Regions from separate parts of the Homo sapiens genome. Here regions 2, 3, 4 and 5 are each linked to region 1. A link is a loop called in an ENCODE intact Hi-C map of the cell type or tissue named here. Cell type or tissue: Calu3. All regions are shown on one strand.

Region 1 (4,000 bases):
GGCTAATTTTTTGTATTATTTAGTAGAGATGGGGTTTCACCATGTTAGCCAGGATGGTCCCAATCTCCCGACCTCGTGATCCGCCCGCCTCGGCCTCCCAAAGTGCTGGGATTACAGGCGTGAGCCACAGTGCCCTGCCAATATAACTTTTTTCTATTGTCTTTAACATTTTGATTTTCTAACTTATGCTTCTACATTGTAAGTATTTCCAGAAAGAGATCAGAAAGAGAATCATGTAGATGCTCACTAAAATTCAATTCTTCAGGCAATTCTCCCTCAAAAATCCACAAGTGAAGCCACACTGATATTTGTATGGGATTTTTCTCAGGGAGTTCTCATGTTACACTAACATCCACTTCTTGGTATTCATTATGATTCTTTTAATACTGAAAGATTTTCAGAACTTCTTGCTAACTTGGAATCATCAACTGGCTCTAGGTGGGCCCAATAAGGTCTTTTCCTAATTCATCCAACCACCCAACACAGTATTAAAGGACTCTTGTTCAAAGCATTTATGTTATTTTTTAGCTTCCAGATATGTTTTTTACTTTTTTCAATATTTTACCTCTTCTTCATTATCCCTGACCTGATCTTTTAGATGTATGTTTAACTCTTAGACATATGGTCAATGCTTTTTTATTATTTTGTCTCATGTTTTCCAACTTTTTCTTTGAGTTCTGAGTTTTGTTAATAATCAACTTAGTGTTCAAAGTAAACATCTGACTATCGAGCATGCACACTTGTTTTTTTACTGTATTTCTTACAATGTCTAAGACCTTTTTTTCTCTTTGTTCTGCCATTCAAAGCTGCCATTCTTGTTTCATACTTGCAACATCTTCTTAAATCTGCTTAATGCGTTTTCTCCTGCTCCCCAAAGTATATTAGTTTTTTTCTGAGTTCAGTGTCCCAGGAGTTCCCCCAGCCCCCTTTCTTGTGGTTGGTTTTCTCATGTGTCTGGTGAGGGCAGATGGTCCATTTGCATCACCGCTGGTAATATTTCCACGGGTTAGGTTGGTAAGTATGTTCATGTAATACATGAACATGTAAACGCCAGGGCTCACAGCAGACAGCCCAATAATTTATGGAGTGAGCAGACAAGCAGGTTTCACTTAAGGAATATGTGGAGTGGCCTGGAGTGTTTCATTTTGTTTCTTCCTGGCCAACAATGCTTGTCTCTTCTGAAATAATGTTTCTTTTTCCTTTGAGCCTGGGTAAAGGTCTAGTTCCCTCAGTGTCTGCTCACTTTCTTTCTTAGGTGCCTATCCCCCATCTCTAAGAACAGATTTTCAGTTCAGCCTGGGGTAGGCATCACCATTCTCCATGTGTCCAATCCAGGCAAGTCTACCTCTGGAGTGCCTGTTCATTACTGATATGCTACATTCTACCTCTGCTACGAGGTTGCTGAAAAGCTAAAGTAGGATCATCTGTGAAACACTGGTATATAGCTCTGCCTTCACATACCTGGTTCTCATAAGAAGAAATGCCCTGTCACTGTTTCCTTGCTGGAAAATCCCTACTCGGTTTGTAACACGCAGCAAATGAATCAACTTTCTGCATGAATCATGCCCACACCTGAGAGAATCAGGTCAAAACTATTGTTCCCATTTTGCATATGTGGAAAATGAGGCTTGAGTAGAGCAAGTGAGACAGGCAGGTGGGACCAGGAAACATCACCTGGAATCTTTGACGCTAGACGGCAGAGAGGGGTCACCTGGGATTTTGTTCTCTCTGGTACAGCTCACTTTCCTTCCTCATGAATCAGTCCCTGGAGCATTGCTGTGCCAAACCCTTATCAACCTCAGCAGGGAAGGCGCCAGGTTCAAGAGGCCAAAGAAAAGACTCAGAATCAGCAAATGAGACACGGGGTTTTATTAGGGGCTTTCATACAGGGGGGAGAGTCCAGTGGCGGCAGGCTGGGCAGGAGAACCGCCTTATGGACAGAAGCAATCCAGTGACAGCAGGCTGGACAACGTAAACGCACAGCACAGTGGTGGTGGGCTGGGCAGGACAACCACAACCACTTGAAAACAGCATGCAGTTTATGGAGTATTTTCACTTAACACCCTCCCTGTAATGACCTCCACCTGACAACCTTCATTTACTGACCCCCCCCCCCCAACCAAAACTCAGATCCTCAATCTTCTATACAGCCCGTGTTCCACAGGACATGCCAGGGGCTCAGAGGTTCCTCATAGACAAGGAATGAATCACCAGATTGGCCACTCCTGGATTCCCGAGCTTGGAACAACACTCAGGTGTGTCTACCACACAGGGTCATTCTAAGGGTATGCTTAAGTTATTGCTGTCAGGTGCATTTACCCAACAGCATCTAACAGTGAAAGAGACTTCCACAGGGCAACATGCTGTGTTTAGCTAGCCCTATCTTTATTCTTAGGGGGATTTTTTTCCCAAATTCATATTTTATATTTTTGCTCAAATTTTTAACTGGTTTGGAAACCTGGGCCTCTATTTCATTGAATTTGAATGATGACACATATTTAAAAGTTTACCAAAACCTTCTTTGTCTCAAAAAAATCATTAAAGTACCATGAAAATACAAATAATTGTACTATTTGATACAGAAATAATTAATTAATTAAAAATAAAAGAAAATATTTTCAACCTCACTTTCTCTCGAAGGAAATTTTACTTATCATATTCTCTCTTTATTTCCCCCCTTCAGTTGATTGGATGTGTTATCTCCTTTCTGATTTTCTTCCTTCCTTCCTTCCTCTCTTTCTTTTCCTTCTATCTTCTGGTATGTTTCATTATTCTGCTCAGTTTTTTATTTAGCCATCATATTTTCAATTTTCAATAATTCTCTGTTCTCTGATTATTTATTTTTAAAAAGTAGTTTTATTGAGCCAGGAAAAAATATTTAATAAAAAACAGAAAGCATAAATTATATGTCTATTAATAAACAGAAATATTGCTTTCAGATGGCATTGAATTAGGGGATTATTCTGCTCTGGTAAAAACCAGGCTATCTATGCATCTTCTCCTGCTGCCGCATTTGTTCTGATGAAGAAACCAATTTTTGGAATACCTTCAGCACTGTCTGTGGGATATTTGCAGGGTGCACATATAAGAAGAAGATGTCTTCCTCAGTGTTATTTAACTCTGTGCAATAACAACTTAGGAACAGTGATAGCTAGAGCTAGAGAAGTATTTTCAGTGAAAACAGTGATGTCCGAACATTGAGCAATTGTAGACTGAATTCAAGAATTCACTGTAATTCACACAAAAGTCATTGTAAAAGGAAGTACTAATTTCTGGTAAAACAGATGCAATACTTAGAAAAAAATATAGACAGAGCATAACCAAATCTTAAAAGAAAAGTGTTTTGTCTCTACTATTGAACTTAGCTAAGGATTTCACCCACCCACAGTGAGGAGGGATTGGGGTTAACCTCAGAATTGCATCGTGTTTTAATCAGAGCTTTGGAAAAATACAGCCATGAGAAGCTAACTGCATAAATCGTAACTGTGCATAAATCATTCTGCAATGTGAATTCAACACTTTCAAATAAATTTCCTGTTGTCTTTATGAAGTTTCAATTATATCTTCTGCATTTACAAGCAGTCTGGTGGCCCATGCAAGGCTGTCCTGATTCAAATAGAATTCCTAAGAGTTGGTGTCTAGAAGGATCTATTTAACAATTCAGGATGTTCAGGATATTGAAAAAAGTGGCAATGTTTGTATAACATTTTTGAATTGCAAAAGCATTTTCATATTTGTCATTTCATGTGAGACTCCCAGAATCTTTGAAGGTAGGGATTTTTTTTTGGCTTACTTTTTAGCATCCTCATTTGGGAGATGAGAAACCCAAGGCTTGCAGGTACGCTGTGTTGTCTAAGGTGGTGCTGGCAAACCATTCTGGACTCCAGTCCTTAACTTCCAGAATCATCTCTTATTTGTTGATATGGTTTGGCTATGTCCCCACCCAAATATCATCTTGAATTATAGTTCCCATAATTCTCACGTGTTGTGGGAAGGATCT
Region 2 (4,000 bases), 110 kb after region 1:
CTATTATCCATGTGTGCTGGTGTGTGTATATATAGTTTCTATATATATATACACACACTTGTATATGTGTGTGTGTATATATATTATATATGTATATATGTAATCACTAGTGTGGTGGTAAAACTCTGGGAACATATAAATATACATCAGTAGAGAAGTATTTAAATAAACTATGAAACATGTATGCAATTGAATGTCATATGCCAATTAAAAGGAGTTATATATATATATATAAACTGACTTTTGTATATTTAAATAAACTACACATAATAAACTACACAATTTGATAACTTCTGAGACATATGTGTACCCATGAAACCAACAACACATTCTGGATAATGAACATATCTTTTACTACTGAAAATGTCCTCATGTCCCTGTGTAATTTCTCCATCTTGCCCTTCCAAAGCCCCTTCCATCCCCAGGGAACCACTACTTTCTCCTTTTTGTAGATTATTTCCAATTTTTCTGGAATTCTATACAAATAGAATCGTATTTACTTTTTTTGTGTTGCTTCTTTCATCATATTTTGAGATTTATTCATTTGGCTTCTATCAGAGTTCTTTTTATTGCTGAGTAGTATTCCATTGTGTGGACACAACCCAATTTGTTTATCCATTCACTTGATGAACATTTGGTTGCTTTGACTTTTGAACTATTACAAAATTAGCTACTTTGAACATTCCTGTACATGTCTTTGCATGAACATATACTTTCATTTCCTTGGAAAAATACCTACAAATGAGAAGACTATCATATAGTCAGTGGATGTTTAACTTTATAGGAAGCTGTTAAACTGTTTTCCAATGTGATTGTACCAATTTATATTTCCACAGACTGTGGATTAGAGTTTCAGTTCCTCCACATTATTGTCAGCACCCTTGTAGTCATTGTTTCCAATTTTGATCATTCTAGTAAGTATATAATTGTGATTTTTCTTTATATTTCCATAATGACTAATGATATTGAGCATCTCTTTCATGTGCTTATTTGTCATCTATTTAGTACCTTCTTCAGTATCTGTTCTAATTTTTTGTCCATTTTTTAATTGGGTTGTTTGTTACCTTATTACTGGGTTTTAGAGTTCTGAATATATTCTTTGTTTTTAAATAAACACAAGACAATGAAAAAGCTGTATATGAACATATATTCATTTGATGAAGAATATTATGGAAGGATACACATCTTGCTGTTAACATTGTATATCTGGTGATTTGGAGATATTGATGCATGTGATGAGGAATGAGAGAGGGGTAATGCCATAAAAAAGTAAAATACGTCCAAGACAAAAAGAAAGTATTATATGAAGATGGTGATTTAAACATATAAAGATGTGCATGAATAAATGATCACCAAAATGTTTACAGTATTTATTTCAAGATGGTCTAATTTCAAGTGATTTTTATCTCTTTATACTTCGATCAGCCGTATTATCATTTTTAAACCTGTATAATTAAAACACTAATTTTCATTGTTAACTAAACAGAATATCAAGGAAATTAAAAGTCTGAGTCACTGGGAGGATAGTGGTGATTTGAGGGAGAACCATGAATTTGGTTTGGGCCACCTGTATGGCATGAGAAAAGACAAAATCTTTTGTGGACTTCACAAGTGAATATTATTCATATTGTATTTCATTGCTGTAAAGGAGAGCTTGGGTCAAAAGAAAGCTTATAGATAAAATGACCATAGAAGCACTAAATTGTCCCTTAATCTTCCTAATCATGGATGTAGTCATCTATCTTATAACTAAATTTTTAATAAATTGACGACCACTCTGAGGTTTTAAAAGTGTTTCACCTTGGTGAACTTTGGGACTCAGATTTTGGATCTACCACTCTAATCAGATCTTTCATTTGCATAACTGGGATAAATGCTTGCATTCAGATGACTCATCACCAGCCTCTTTAGTGACTCATTTGTTTGATTAGTGAAAAAGCTCAAAAGAATTTTTTTTCAACACCATGGTGATAACAAGTTTTAAGAAGTTAAATAAATACCAAAATGCAACCATGGTTGTTGGGCATTTTCCTACATTTAACTATGTAATAGAAAACTTGACATAACTACAACATCCAAAAATTCTAGATAGTCATAACTGACAATGAACTCAGAGGTCAACCTGCTCAACCCTTATAATGAGAATTCCACAGATACTTATTGACCACCTATCATGTGCCAGGCACTACATATCAAAACCTCTAGAATAAAGTTAAAGCAAAATTTAAAAGGATGTTTATAGATTTGAATGTCCGTATACAAATAAGTAAAATATATACCATTTATAACTTCAATTATGTTAAATACCAAGGAATAAGTCTAACAAAGTAGAAACAAGATCTCTAGAAAAAAAATACATAAAACATTACTGGAATGAATTAAAGAATATCTAAATATTATGTTTACACTTAGAAAGACACAACATTGAAAAGATGTTAAGTTTCTTCAAATTAATGTGTAGATTTAGTGAGGTAACAATAAACATCTTTGCAGGATGTGTGTGTATGTGTGTGAGCATGTGTGTGTGTGTGTGCATGTGAGTGTGCACGTGTGTGCATTGGTATGTGTGTGTGAAAGAGAGAGGGAGGGAGGGAGAGAGAGAGGAGAGAGAAAGAGAGACAGAGAGACATAATGAGATGATTCTATAATTGATATAGTATTATATTGTATACAGCCAAGAATGACAAAGATCTTCTTGTAAAGGAAGTAGGTTTTGCATCAGCTGACATTCACAATTATTTGATAATTACATTATTAAGATTTTGTGGTGTTGATAAAAGGATGGAAGAATAGATCAATGGAATAAATGAAGAGCCCAGAAACAGTCCACACATATAGAGTAAGCTAGCAAACTGGCCATATAGATTACAAACTTCCCACTGTCAATGTCCATTCCATTTCTACGGGGTATCAGGGTGTCGACTTCATTCTGACTACTTCCTGCTGGCTGCAGGCCTTGCTAGGTGCCTGAGGAATGGAACTTACTTTCTTGGAGTTTGAAATATTTCTGTGTTCCTGGGATCACAGGGGTAACATGTCAAAGCATCATTGGATGAGGGGGTAAGATCTGGGAAAAGTGATCCTGTAACCCTATGTATGTTGTATAGCAACAGCATAACCCACAGTAAAGAAGTATGGCCTATTCCTAGAAACATAGCCAGAATGATGAGTAGTTTTTTTTTTTTTTTTTTCACCAGGAGGGTCCTGACTCAAACAAAAAAGAGAACCACTGGTTTAGTAACATCATAGGTTTGGGCATTGCATTAATTTGTTCATTCATGTCCTGGAGGGCAGAGATGTTTTCCAATTTATTTTGAATATACACCCAACATTCAGGGTTTCTTGTGTGTTTACTGTGGTCTCTAAGATGATAATCTAAACATTGCAAGAAAAGGATGACTCATACTTTCTTTGACATTCCTGCAATCGTCATCATTTTTGTTCTGTTTCGTTTTCAGTCAGGGGATAGACAAGTAATAACTATAAAATATATGACCCTGATATCAATAAGTAAGTCAATAAGTTTGTTTCCCACTGTTAATTGTACTCAGAGCTCCTGTGGAGATATCACAACAGGTTGATTAAACACACATTTTTAACAGGTTGCAGGGGGAGCTATGAATATTTACGGAGGTGGTCCTGACACATGTGTATTGAATAAACATCTGTATAACATATGGCCCATGCTTATTTTGGGGTGGAGACTTAACGTCTAAATATATTAAAATTAGGTCTTGTACATCAATAGGTCTATTTAGGACACAAATAGATCTAATTACAAAAGGGCTTAATTTCTGTAAACCAGCCAGAATTAGGCCATGGTCTGTGGTCTTTTTATCTGGATAAAGTCACTGAAATCAGTCTTTTGTCTAATTAAAGCTGCAGTTATAGCTGGCGGAATAGGGGCTGGGGTCAGTTAGTCAGCATCTAGAAGAGATGCCATTTGTTTTAACGTTGCTTATCTTGGGGCCAGTGCTTGTTTGGCTGCTTGAGAAGAAGA
Region 3 (4,000 bases), 160 kb after region 1:
CTTGTGCTTTTGCTATCATATATTTAAAAATCAATGTCTAAACCAAGGTTATGAAGATTTACTCCTATTATTTCCTCTAAACATTCTATAGTTTTAGATCTTACATTTTTGTCTTTGATATGTTTGAGTAATTTTTACAATGATGTAGCGAAGGTGTCCTATTTTATTCTTTTGCACGTGCATATTCAGTTGCCCCAACACTATTTGCTGAAAAGATTATTCTTTCCCCTTTTATTTTCCTTGTCACCTTTGTTGAAAGTCAGTTCATCATAAATGCAAGAGATTTTTTTTCCTGAACCCTTAATTCTATCCCACTGATGATGCAATTATTCTTATTCTAGTGCCACTCTCTTTTTTATAACTTTGTGTTGCATATTAAATGAAACAAAACAAACAAAAGTCTGCCCCCTCTAGTACCACTTTCCTAACTACTATAGCTTTGTAACAAGTTTTAGGACTAGGAATTGTGAGTCCTCCAAATTTGTTCTTCTTTTTAAAGATTGTTTTGGCTACTCTGCGTCCTGTGTTTTTCCATGTGAATTTTAGAAACAGTTTGGAAATCATTGCAAAAAAAACCCCACAACAAGTCATCAGGAATTCGGTAGAGGTTGTGTTCAATCTGTAGATTCGTTTAGAAAGAATTGCCATCTAAACAATATTAAATATGCTGATACATGAACATGGAATGCTTTTCTACTTTATTTATATCTTCTTTAATTTTCCTTAATTTCCTTTAATAATCTCTTATACTATTGTTTTTAATTCCAAACATTATGTACAGGATCACACAATTGAATGTTTTGATAGCTGCCAATCACCCATTACAAATGTTCAGGTAAAACAGACATATTACTTTACTTTTTTGCTATCTGCCTGTACCAATGACCCAAATTTTTCAAAGTCATGGAATATAGCCCCTGGCAGTTTCTGCCTTTAGAAAAGGCATCCTTCCAAACCCTTCACATTACATTGGCCCAGTGTGAACATCCTCTCTCCAGTAATCCCAAGCCTGGCTCATGATTCATACTCCCTGTCTCTGTTTCTTCTCAAAAGAACCTCAGCATTAGTTTACTGTCTTGTCTTTAATTCCTTTTTTTTTTTTTTTTGCATCTAGAGATTTCTTTTCCTTCCTTGCAAGATCAGATATTCATGTAAAATTGTGGTAGTATATCTTATTCTTGATTTCTAGATGTTTGTGGTGAAAGTATTTCACTTTGCCTAAGCTTCTATAATGGACAAACTGGAAGTGTCTTGCCACGTACATCTTACCAGGTCTGTTTATACAAAATCCCTAGATGATACTAAACCATTATTTCTCCATAAACCATGCTATTTCTGTTATAAGAGGGTAAAAAGTCATTTTCCTCTTAAGTATTTTCAAACCAATTTGTTTTTAAATACAGTTTAAGCATAGTCTCAAGAAAAAGTGTTAGTTCATACCCTTTCAAATGAAATCCAACATCTCCCACTTTTTTAAGAACATTGCTTTTCCAGCTTTCTTCCAGCATGTCTCAGATATTTAGGTATTAAGTTCTATTTAGGGGTATCCTCTTTGATTGAGTGAAAGTATGGAAATCTGAACTAATTATTAAGAATTCAGAGAGATGACCATTTGATCAGAATAGATAAACGTAACAAACTACAAACACAAATAAACCAGAATACACTGCAACAAAACAAACAAAAATGGAAATTCAGGGAATATTATTAAATTAGCAAGTAAGAAAAAAATACGTCGTAAAATAATTTTTTCTTCACTCTATCTCTATTTTACAAATGAAGAAACAAAGACTGAAGAGAAATAATTTGCCTAAGGCCATCTAGTGGGTGAATGGCAGAAGCCAGATTCTAACCCATCCGGTTTGATTTCATAGCCATAGCTCATTAGTTGTCTGGCTCCCATTGGGATATGAACAAAATAAACCACCATTCCCATTACGATCCTCACAGCCTTGTTCCCCAAAGTGCTCATTTTCATCTTATATTTCTTCTTCCATTTTCTAGACATCATTGGCATTCTAGTTTTCCAAATCAGAAATGTTATGATCCTCATTGCTCTTTTACCTTACATATGCAATTTGTCAGAAAAGCACCGATTCTTCTCCTTGTTTCCTTCTTGGTAATTAATGTTTTTGTTTCACCTTATGTGTACTGTGGTGTTCCTGGCTCCATCACCTCTCACCTTCTGGGAGACTTGTGCTGTCTATAATAGTTCCACCTGAGAGCCCGACCTATCCTTTGCATCTCTCTTCAAACCAGTGCCTAGCGGTTCCAGGGATCTTTTTCTAGAACACTGATGATAATCTCACTCCATCTCTAGCAATTACTTCCAGTGCTAAGAAAGTGTTTCTCAAATTCACTTTAGTGAAGAACCAGTTGATTTTGTTTTTGTTTTTTAATTAATTATCAGACTGGTATGACGTTCTTGTCTGCCTGACACAGCTCATGCCATTGGAGACTGCCCATTTGAGTTCCACAGCACTAAAATCTGTCTGTAATCTGATGAGTCATGTTCATTGATTGTGCACCTGAACATCACAGCAAGGTCAGATTGCTAAGTTTCCAACATAAATTCTCCTAGATTCTCAAGGCTAGTAGTTATTTCATGACAGTCTGGCACTGGCCTTGCAGTTACACTGTGAGTAGAACCAGTTTGGTGACTTCTATGGACTGAATGTTTTTATCCTCCAATAATTTATATGTTAAAATCCTAAACCCCAAGGGGGATATATTAGGAAGTAGGTTTGTGGGAGGTGATTAGGACATGAGAGTGGAGCCTCACAAATTGTATTAGTGTTTTTATAAAAGAGACCCTAGATGCAGTGAGCCGAGATTGCGCCATTGCACTCCAGCCTGGGCAACTGAGTGAGACTCCCTCAAAAAAAAAAAAAAGAGGCCCTAGAGAGTTCCCCTACTTCTTCTACCCTACAAAGGCACAACCAGAAGTCCCCATTTATGAATCAGGAAGTAACCACTCATCGGACAGCAATCTGCTGATACCTTGATATCAGAGTGTCAGCTTCCAGAACTGTGAGAGATCAATGTCCCTCCTTCATAAGTCACCCAGTCTATGGTGTTTTGTTTTGTTGCCTAAATGGACTCAAACAGTTATTACAGCAAGAACTTATGTAAGATTTAGATGTGAATCCTTTATTGGCTTCAGAAAAAATGGAGTGAATTGGAGTAAGTCACTTGGTTCACTTCCTTTTTTTTGAGATGAAGTCTCTCTCTGTTGCACAGGCTGGAGTGCAATGGAACTGTCTCGGCTCACTGCAATCTCCGCCTCCCGGGTTCAAGCGATTCTCCTGTCTCAGCTTCCCACGTAGCTGGAATTACAGGCCCCCGCCACCACATCTGGCTAATTTTTGTACTTTCAGTAGAGATGGGGTTTCACCATGTTGGCCAGGCTGGTCTCGAACTGCTGACCTCATGATCTGCCCATCTTGGCCTCCCAAAGTGCTGGGATTACAGGCATGAGCCACTGTACCCAGCCGTCACTTGGTTTACTTCTCTAAAAAAAAAATGTTTTTTAGAGATCGTCAGAGAGTTGCTGTGACCATCAGAGAAGATAAAATTACAACATGATGTCTAGCACATAAATTAATCACAGCCAGTGATATTTCTATTTCTGACTTAAATTCAGACTCCTTATCCTTTTCCCACAAAGTCCTTATTGTCTGGCTTTTGCCTAACCATTCAGCTTCCTTTCCTGGATTTTTACCACAGGCTCTAGGCTTGACTTTTGCCACATCATGGCTATTCTTTGGCTGAAATATTCTTCCACATCTCCAGTCATTAACTCTCCCTTAGGAATGATCTCTAGCCACATCTTTTCTTTGTCTGAGGAAGCTGTGCATCCTCTTTGCTGGGTGCTCTTTATGATGGAGTACTTACTGCATTGTATGTGTTCACTTGCATACCTTACGATAAAATCACAGATGAAAATTCATCTTCAGTGCCCATGTCTACCAGACACACACTAGAAGCTCAGTGAATTAAA
Region 4 (4,000 bases), 170 kb after region 1:
CTGCCTCCTGGGTTCAAACAATTATCCTGCCTCAGCCTACTGAGTAGCTGGGATTACAGGCATGTGTGCCACCACACCCAGCCAATTTTTGTAATTTTACTAGAGATGGAGTTTCACCATGTTTTCCAGGATGGTCTCGAACTCCTGACCTCAACTGATCCACCTGCCCCAGCCTCCCAAAGTGCTGGGATTACAGGTGTGAGCCACCATACCTGGCCATCAATCAATATTTCTTAAATTAATACATAAATAAATGCATGAGTGGGCAGAAGGATAGATGAATTTCACATTCTGTGTGAAGAAGAGTTTACTTGACAGTAATTTATACTTAAAAATACAAATGCAGGAGTCATGAAATCAAAGCTGGGGTTCCCTCACAAACCATCTAGTGTCTCTATGGGAGTTCTTCCACTGGGAGAACTGAGGTAAGGTGCCCATGGCCTCCCAGCCAGTAAAGAACACATCTGAGCTCAAAGAGGTGCTGTTTGCCTTTACACCCGGCAGGTAAGAAGAGCAGAGTCAAAGACAAAAGGAGGAATGAGGGAGCCTTGAAAGATTAAATTTCAGAATTAGTCATGACTGGCTACTGATGGTCATGTTCCCTTCCATGCATATCACTTGCTTTTACTGTTTGAAAATTCTCCACATGTATCACCTCATCTCCGAGTCCAAAGATAACCTGAATAGGTGATCTGGACATCAGTTAAAAGGTAAGGAGATGAACATCTTTCTTTATGGACATTTGGATCTTAATATGTTTGTAAAGCATGCAAACATCTTTTAAGCTCTGTGTTCTGCACCCTTGAGAAGATGTCTGTATTGCAGTGGTTCTGAAACTGTGGTAGCCACATCAGCAGCATCAGCAGCTCCTGGGTGCTGGTGAGTAACACGAGTTTTCAGGCCCCACCCGAGACCTAGTGAGTCAGAACCTCAGGACTGGGCCCAGCAGCCTGCGTTGTGTCAAGACTTCCAGCTCATTCTAAGGCACACTCAAGTCAGAGAACCACTGTTGTGTTATTGGTGCAAACATCCCAACAGAGAAAGTTAGACATACAATTTATGAAGACGTGGAAGAATAAGAGATGTCAAGGTATCTGTAAAGGAAGAATAAAATCTTATTTAGATTGTTAAAGCCCAGCAAATATGTAGTGTTTAATTGACATCCAGGAAGGTTGAGTCATTTGTCAAAGTTCACACAGCCTCCTAGGAGTTTAAATCATTATGAGTTTAAAAAGACATTTAGAATGACTACTGAGAATAAAAATGAAAAAGGACAACAAAAAATATTAAATAGGAAGCGATTCCAAATGCTAGGAATTGCTAAAAGAAGCTAGAGAGGAATTTATCTGTCAAAGCAATGCAGTTTGCTTTTTTCCACCCTGCAGTACTAAATCATGCTTTTAATTCAATAATGGCATGTAAGAATAAGCTCATTAAATGAGTTAAACTTTTGTGACCCTGAAAACTAGTTTTCTGCATGTTGAATCTGTTGAGAGCACAGCTGAGACCCATCTTCTACCATCTCTGTTGACATTTTTATCAGGTAAGAGGTCACTATGGTAATTATAGAAGAGAAAAATATAAACAAGTGCATATTTATTGTATTTCAGATTTTATCTTCTGTGTCTTCTATCCTCATAGGATGCAACTATCTTTCACACTGATAAGAGTGGCCTTCCTCCATGTTCACTCTGTCAAATGCCTTGTCACTTCATGTTGGATGATAATGTCTATGTCCATGTGAATGAAAGATTCAGACAGGCACAGATTTCAAACTCTCAGCAATTAAGAACAAATAAATTTTGTAAGTAAGAAATCGAAATTTTTTAAAAGCTTAACATTTGTTTCACTTATTTAGAAAATATGATTTTAAGCATTTACACCCTTTTTTTAAACATTAAAAATTGCGATGAGACACACCAATGTATGAGCCTGTTTATCACGTGGCCACATAAACTCAGGAATGGAGGAAATGTGATTGATGTAAATTTATAGTAAGTGGTTAGTGACTCAGGTGGTAGGTTGATAAAAAACTACTCAGAAAAGGCAGAATGGACCTCAGGCTAACAAGGCTGGATTGTATATGTTTAAATATCTTTAAAGATAATGCATTGGCCAAAGAGTCAGGGAATTGCCATGAACACAGAGAAAAGACAGTAGTTGTGGCAGAGGCAGATAAGACAATTGACCCATGGACAGCAATTGCTACTTTGCAAAAACCACAGCTGTACTGCCCTGACCACGCTTTTTAGATTACCTGCTCTCATTTTTTTCTGATCCTGTATCTCATAAAGCCTTGCTTTTGCCAGTTTTCCAAATATGGGAAAAAAATGCCTGGTCAAACCACTGTGCATTCCAACCTGCAGGAGGATTTTTGTTTATCTTTGTGAATTAGTAACACTGGCATTGCTGTTGAGTTCATTTATTCATCCAAGTATTTCCTTAGAAAGGAGCTTCCTGGGTTTCTGAGATAGTGAGCTCCCTGGTAGGGGAGAAAGATAGCATGCAGGTGTTACTATGACTTACTTTGGAAAGCGACCCAGTGGGACACAGCCCAGGGCAATGATCTACCTGTCAAGGAGGAGGTAGTGGCACCAACTGCACTTTGGAGAAAATGACACCCTTGAGCTGGTTCTAAAATGACAAATACAGTTTGGCCAGCTTTGTGTTTTTGTTTTATTTTGCCTTAAAGGAGTAATAGGAAAGGACTTTGAGGCAGAGAAGGGGACAGAAAAGCAACCCTCTAAGTAGAGTGCCCCATGCGGGGGGTGGTGTTGGGAGAGGAAGTGTTTCCACTAGTAGCCTTCGAGTTGTGATGTGGAAACTTCCACCTGCAGTGCCCAGGGCAGGGCAGAGAAGTCAGGCTTCAGGGAACACTAGGCTCTATTCCACAGGCAGATGTCAGGAAGGAGGAAGTGAAGAGTCAGCAGAGCACTTCACTTGCTGGTAGCAGGTGGAATATGGATCGAGAGACAGCCAATGGATTGAGAGGTGGAACATGGATTGGTTGAAACAAACAATAGAAATATTGTGTGATCCACAAAGGCAATTTTAAAATTCTTTAATAGCCACAAGAAACAAGTGAAATAAATGTGATAATGTAATTTATTTAACACAATACATTCAAACTTTTGTCATTTAAAATGTCATCAGTACACAAATTTATTAATGATAGTTTACACTTACTCTTCTTGTACTTGGTGTTTGAAACCTTGCATGTATTTTACACATAAAGCATATTTTTATTTACAGATGCTAAACTCATCACAATTACTCGATCTGTGTTTAGATTTCATTAAATTTAAAGTTGAAGAGTACATTCACATGCCGGAGTTTTTCAGAGATTCTGAAAGGGTTTTTTTCTCTCTCTTTTGTTTTTTTGTTTTTCTGTTTTGAGATAGAGTCTGGCTCTGTTGCCCATGCTGGAGTGAGGCAGTGTGATCTTGGCTCACTGCAACTGCCACCTCCTGGGCTCAAGTCATCCTTCCACCTCAGCCTCCCGAGTAGCTGTGACCACAGGCACATGCCACCATGCCCAGGTAATTTTCTGTGTTTTTGATTGAGACAGGGTTTCACTATGTTGCCCAGGCTGGTCTCAAACTCCTGAGCTCAAGCAATCCAACTGCCTCGGCTTCCCAAACTGCTGGGATTACAGGCATGAGCCACCATGCTCAACCAGAGATTCTTAAGTTTTCTAACAACTGAATTCAGTATCTATATTTTCTTGATTTAATGCAATTAAATACTACTAAAACTTCAGATAACTGGTTACACCAGTCACATTTCAAGTGCTCAGTAGCAACATATGGCCATTGGCTAGTGTATTGGACAACTCAGGGATAGAGCAAAGAGACTTGGAGGATAGGATCCATTTGGAAGATTTATGTTGTAGTCACAGAAATTATGACAACAGTTTAAGCAAGGTTAATCATAGAAGAATGAATATGAGATGGAATATTGGAGAACTATTAGAAGGCATAATGGACAAACTTAGTAAGAG
Region 5 (4,000 bases), 86 kb after region 1:
TGATATATATACATAAATGTTCACACGTAGGCACCGAAGACTGTATTCTCTGAAGATATGTGTCTTAAACAAGGGCGTCACTCTTATCAGGCCAGGTGGGGCTCCCATTTGGAAATTACAGTAATATATTATCCATTAACACCAGAAAGAGGTAAGAGGAAACTAAGAAGCACCCCGCAAGGCTGGACCAAATTACAAGGCAGAATTGAAGGGAGACTTATAAACACCTGAACCATCTGTTTCTTAATTTGCAACATTTGGGCAGCTTTTAAAGGCACAATCCAGCATTTAAGTAATCTTCATTGTTCATTTGTTCAGCTCCCGTGTTCCAGACATTACATTTTTTATTAAATGGCAGTTTCTTAGGCTCAATTCAGATGGTAATAATTTGGAAGATCACTGACAAAGTGATGACATCCTAAGTTTTCTTAACTTGAAATCTTTGCTCCCCTCCCTAGGAATTATAGGAAAAGCTGAGTGTGTGCACCGAAGCTTATTTTTCTAAGGAGAGGATGCCAATGTCTCATGAGATAGTCAGAGGATTCTACGATCTCCCCAAAGTCAAGGATTGCTGTCTCTAAACATGTTACAAATGATAAATATAGAGCAGAATGCCTGCCCAGATAGGCCATCTTCTTAAGAAAGGAGGGGAGTGCTTTTATAATGTCAGGACTCCTATTCTTTGAAAAACTGCTTTATGGATATAATAAGTAGAGAATTGAGAATCACAGATACAGTTCACATTGAACAGGACAGGGAGCCTGAACACTCACTCAGGCTTAAGTTCTGAAGCTCATGACTTATGCTAACTTCCTGTAGGATGGTAGGTAATTCACTGATTCTGCTTGTGATTGTTTCCTTCATCTACAAGCCAAATGGCTGAAATACCTGGGCTGTAAATTATGCCCAGCAATTGAATCTCTAAAATATTCTTAAAGAGTATGTTTACGTATTTGGGCTTTATATACATACTTTTAAACTTTTACATGCTGAGGAATTTGCTCACATATTTACGTTTATCTACATGTGTTTTATATTACATGTTTACTCTCCTTGATGTCCTCAGGCCTCCTAGTCAAACACGTAACTGAACTTAAGCTCATTACCTGCTAGACTTTACGTGCAAATTGTGAATAGAGACCTAGCTCAGAATGTACTTAGTTTTTCTCCTGTTGCACAATACTTAGTCATTTTCAAAGGGCTTTATTTAAATTCTATTAATGGACTAGATTAAAATATGTTTCAAGAGGATAAAGAAAATGCATCTACATCTGATAAAATGAAATATACCCAGTGATCTCATAATTCACTTGGGGAAAAAAACACATGATGAGAAAGGAAATGTGATACTCACATGAAATACACCAGGTTACAGAGGCAGTGGCTGCCCTCTCTTTTGTCATTTGCCTAGATGCACTGTGCAAAATGTGTCTTGTCTTGATTAGGCCTAGCAAGGCTGAAATAAATCATTAAATACTGATAAGCAGAGGCTTTGTAAGTGGAAAGAGGTGTATAATTGTCCCATGATCACGCTCAACATTCCTGCCTCATTAGATACCTGAGAAATATGAGGCTTGGCTGACAGGTACTTGAGGGAACTACGCCACCTCACTCCACCCAACTAATCACATTCAGATTCTGAAACTTTCATAGCCACACCCTCTGAAAAAGCCACAACAGCTCCTTGCATGATCTGTTCTCTTCCATACCCAAGACATTTTCAAGTTGTCATATTTGAGCCCTGCTCTGTATAATTCACTATGGCAAAAGCTATTAGAGGCTAAGAGAAGAAACACACATTTATTTCTGCTCTCTTCAAGTTGCTTCCAAGAGATACAGCTGCCTCTTTCTCTCTCGCACCCCCACACCACCATGTACCTATTTATCATAGGTCAAAACAATAAACTAGACAAAAAAGTAAAGGGCAATGGAAGCTCAGAAGATGGAGAATTTGCATGCAGGCAACGGGTTAATGAAATGCATTTAAAATTTGTTTGCTTTTTAGAAGGGTAAGATTGTATATAGATACACATAAGAAAAAAATAAGACATTCCGGGTGAAAGAAGAGGTGGGCAAATATGTGGCTCTTTTAAAGAAAAGGGAAGTTTCTAGGAATCATCTATGGAAATAAAAGTGGTGAAATAGCCCGAGATTTGATTTTTGGAGTAATGCAGGAACGGGTACCTCACATATAGCCAGCAGAAATTCATCATTACACATTTGTTGTCATTCTTATTTTGTTTTTGTTTCCTCATTTGTTGTTAAAGACAATAACATTTAGAGAAGATATTTCTGGTAGCAGAATAGTGCTTGATTGTAATGGCAAGTACAGTGCAGGAAGAGATTTGAGGTCATGGAACTCTGTGGAGACCATTAATGTCATATAGTGGTTAGAGTGTCAGGAAATGAGTGGGGAAGAAAAATAAAATAATATTCATTTTTAAGTTGTCTAATGTATTTCTCTCTCCTGTTGGATTCAATTACAATTTTTTTTTATTATGCTTTAAGTTCTGGGATACAGGGGCAGAACATACAGGTTTTTACATAGGTATACACGTGCCATGGTGGTTTGCTGTAACCATCAACGCATCATCTACATTAGGTATTTCTCCTAACGCTATCCCTCCCCTTGTCCCCCACCCCCTGACAGGCCCCGGTGTGTGATGTTCCCATCCCTGCACCCATGTTTTCGTTGTTCGATTCTCACTTACGAGTGAGATCTTGTGGTGTTTGGTTTTCTGTTCCTGTGTTAGTTTGCTGAGAATGATGGTTTCCAGCTTTATCCATGTCCCTGCAAAGGACATGAACTCATCCTTTTTTATGGCTACATAGTATTCCATGGTGTATATGTCCCACATTTTCTTTATCCACTCTATCATTGATGGACATTTCAGTTGGTTCCAAGTCTTTGCTACTGTGAATAGTGCTGCAAAAAACATACGTGTGCATGTGTCTTTATAGTAGAATGATTTATAATCCTTTGGGTCAGATGGTATTTCCAGTTCTAGATCCTTGAGGAATCGCCACAATGTTTGAACTAATTTACACTCCCATCAACAGTGTAAAAGCATTCCTATTTCTCCACATCCTCTCCAGCATCTGTTGTTTCCTGACTTTTTAATGATCACCAAACTGACATGAGATGGTATCTCATTGTGGTTTTGATTTGCATTTCTCTAATGATCAGTGATGATGAGCTTTTTTTTCATATGTTTGTTGGCCGCATAAATGTCTTATTTTGAGAAGTGTCTGTTCATATCCTTTGTCCACTTTTTGATAGGTTTGTTTTTTTTCTTGTAAATTTGTTTAAGTTCTTTGTAGATTCTGGATATTAGCCCTTTGTCAGATGAATAGATTGCAAAAATTTTCTCCCATTCTGTAGGTTGCCTGTTCACTCTAATGATAGTTTCTTTTGCTGTGCAGAAGCTCTTTAGTTTAATTAGATCCCATATGCCAATTTTGGCTTTTGTTGCCATTGGTTTTTGTGTTATAGTCATGAAGTCTTTGCCCATGCCTATGTCCCGAATGGTATTGCCTAGGTTTTCTTCTAGGGTTTTTATGGTTTTAGGCCTTACTTTTAAGTATTTAATTCATCTTGAGTTAATTTCTGTATAAGTTGTAAGGAAAGGGTCCAATTTCTGTTTTCTGCACATGGGAATCCTTTCCCCATTGCTTGTTTTTGTCAGGTTTGTCAAAGATCAGATGGTTGTAGATGTGTGGCATTATTTCTGAGGCCTCTGTTCTGTTCCATTGGTCTATATATCTGTTTTGGTATCAATACCATGCTGTTTTGGTTACTGTAGCCTTGTAGTATAGTTTGAAGTCAGGTAACGGGATGCCTCCAGCTTTCTTCTTTTTACTTAGGATTGTCTTGGCTATATGGGCTTGTTTTTGGTTCCATATAAAATTTAAAGTAGGTTTTTCTAATTCTGTGAAGAAAGTCAATGGTAGCTTGAAGGGGATAGCATTGAATCTATAAATTACTTTGGGAAATATGGCC

Evidence for each region. Hi-C counts contacts between places; a loop is a spot of excess contacts. Peaks named below come from ENCODE experiments on the same cell type or tissue, not always from the same donor. Only the 100,000 strongest peaks of a DNase experiment are listed, where the experiment ranks them.
Region 2: a loop joins it to region 1, with 10 times the contacts of the local background. A loop is called at or near these places in 5 of 110 quality-filtered maps.
Region 3: it touches region 1 in a loop (8-fold over the local background); 2 of 110 quality-filtered maps call a loop at or near these places.
Region 4: a loop joins it to region 1, with 5 times the contacts of the local background. A loop is called at or near these places in 2 of 110 quality-filtered maps.
Region 5: a loop joins it to region 1, with 5 times the contacts of the local background. A loop is called at or near these places in 2 of 110 quality-filtered maps.

Annotation. Positions count from the first base shown.
Region 1 is chr7:46,649,498-46,653,497 of GRCh38, reverse strand. No RefSeq gene overlaps it. Among named protein-coding and RNA genes, the nearest start is that of IGFBP3, 730 kb to the right of the region's middle. RefSeq lists an enhancer at 1,307-2,506. In Calu3, no CTCF peak of the experiment used is centred here; DNase peaks (open chromatin) are centred at 1,087, 1,737 and 2,207.
Region 2 is chr7:46,543,941-46,547,940 of GRCh38, reverse strand. No RefSeq gene overlaps it. Among named protein-coding and RNA genes, the nearest start is that of IGFBP3, 620 kb to the right of the region's middle. In Calu3, no CTCF peak of the experiment used is centred here; a DNase peak (open chromatin) is centred at 1,904.
Region 3 is chr7:46,491,231-46,495,230 of GRCh38, reverse strand. No RefSeq gene overlaps it. Among named protein-coding and RNA genes, the nearest start is that of IGFBP3, 570 kb to the right of the region's middle. In Calu3, a CTCF peak has its summit at 1,859 (motif pointing left); a DNase peak (open chromatin) is centred at 2,530.
Region 4 is chr7:46,483,962-46,487,961 of GRCh38, reverse strand. No RefSeq gene overlaps it. Among named protein-coding and RNA genes, the nearest start is that of IGFBP3, 560 kb to the right of the region's middle. In Calu3, a CTCF peak has its summit at 2,356; DNase peaks (open chromatin) are centred at 911, 2,361 and 2,771.
Region 5 is chr7:46,563,054-46,567,053 of GRCh38, reverse strand. No RefSeq gene overlaps it. Among named protein-coding and RNA genes, the nearest start is that of IGFBP3, 640 kb to the right of the region's middle. In Calu3, no CTCF peak of the experiment used is centred here; a DNase peak (open chromatin) is centred at 1,603.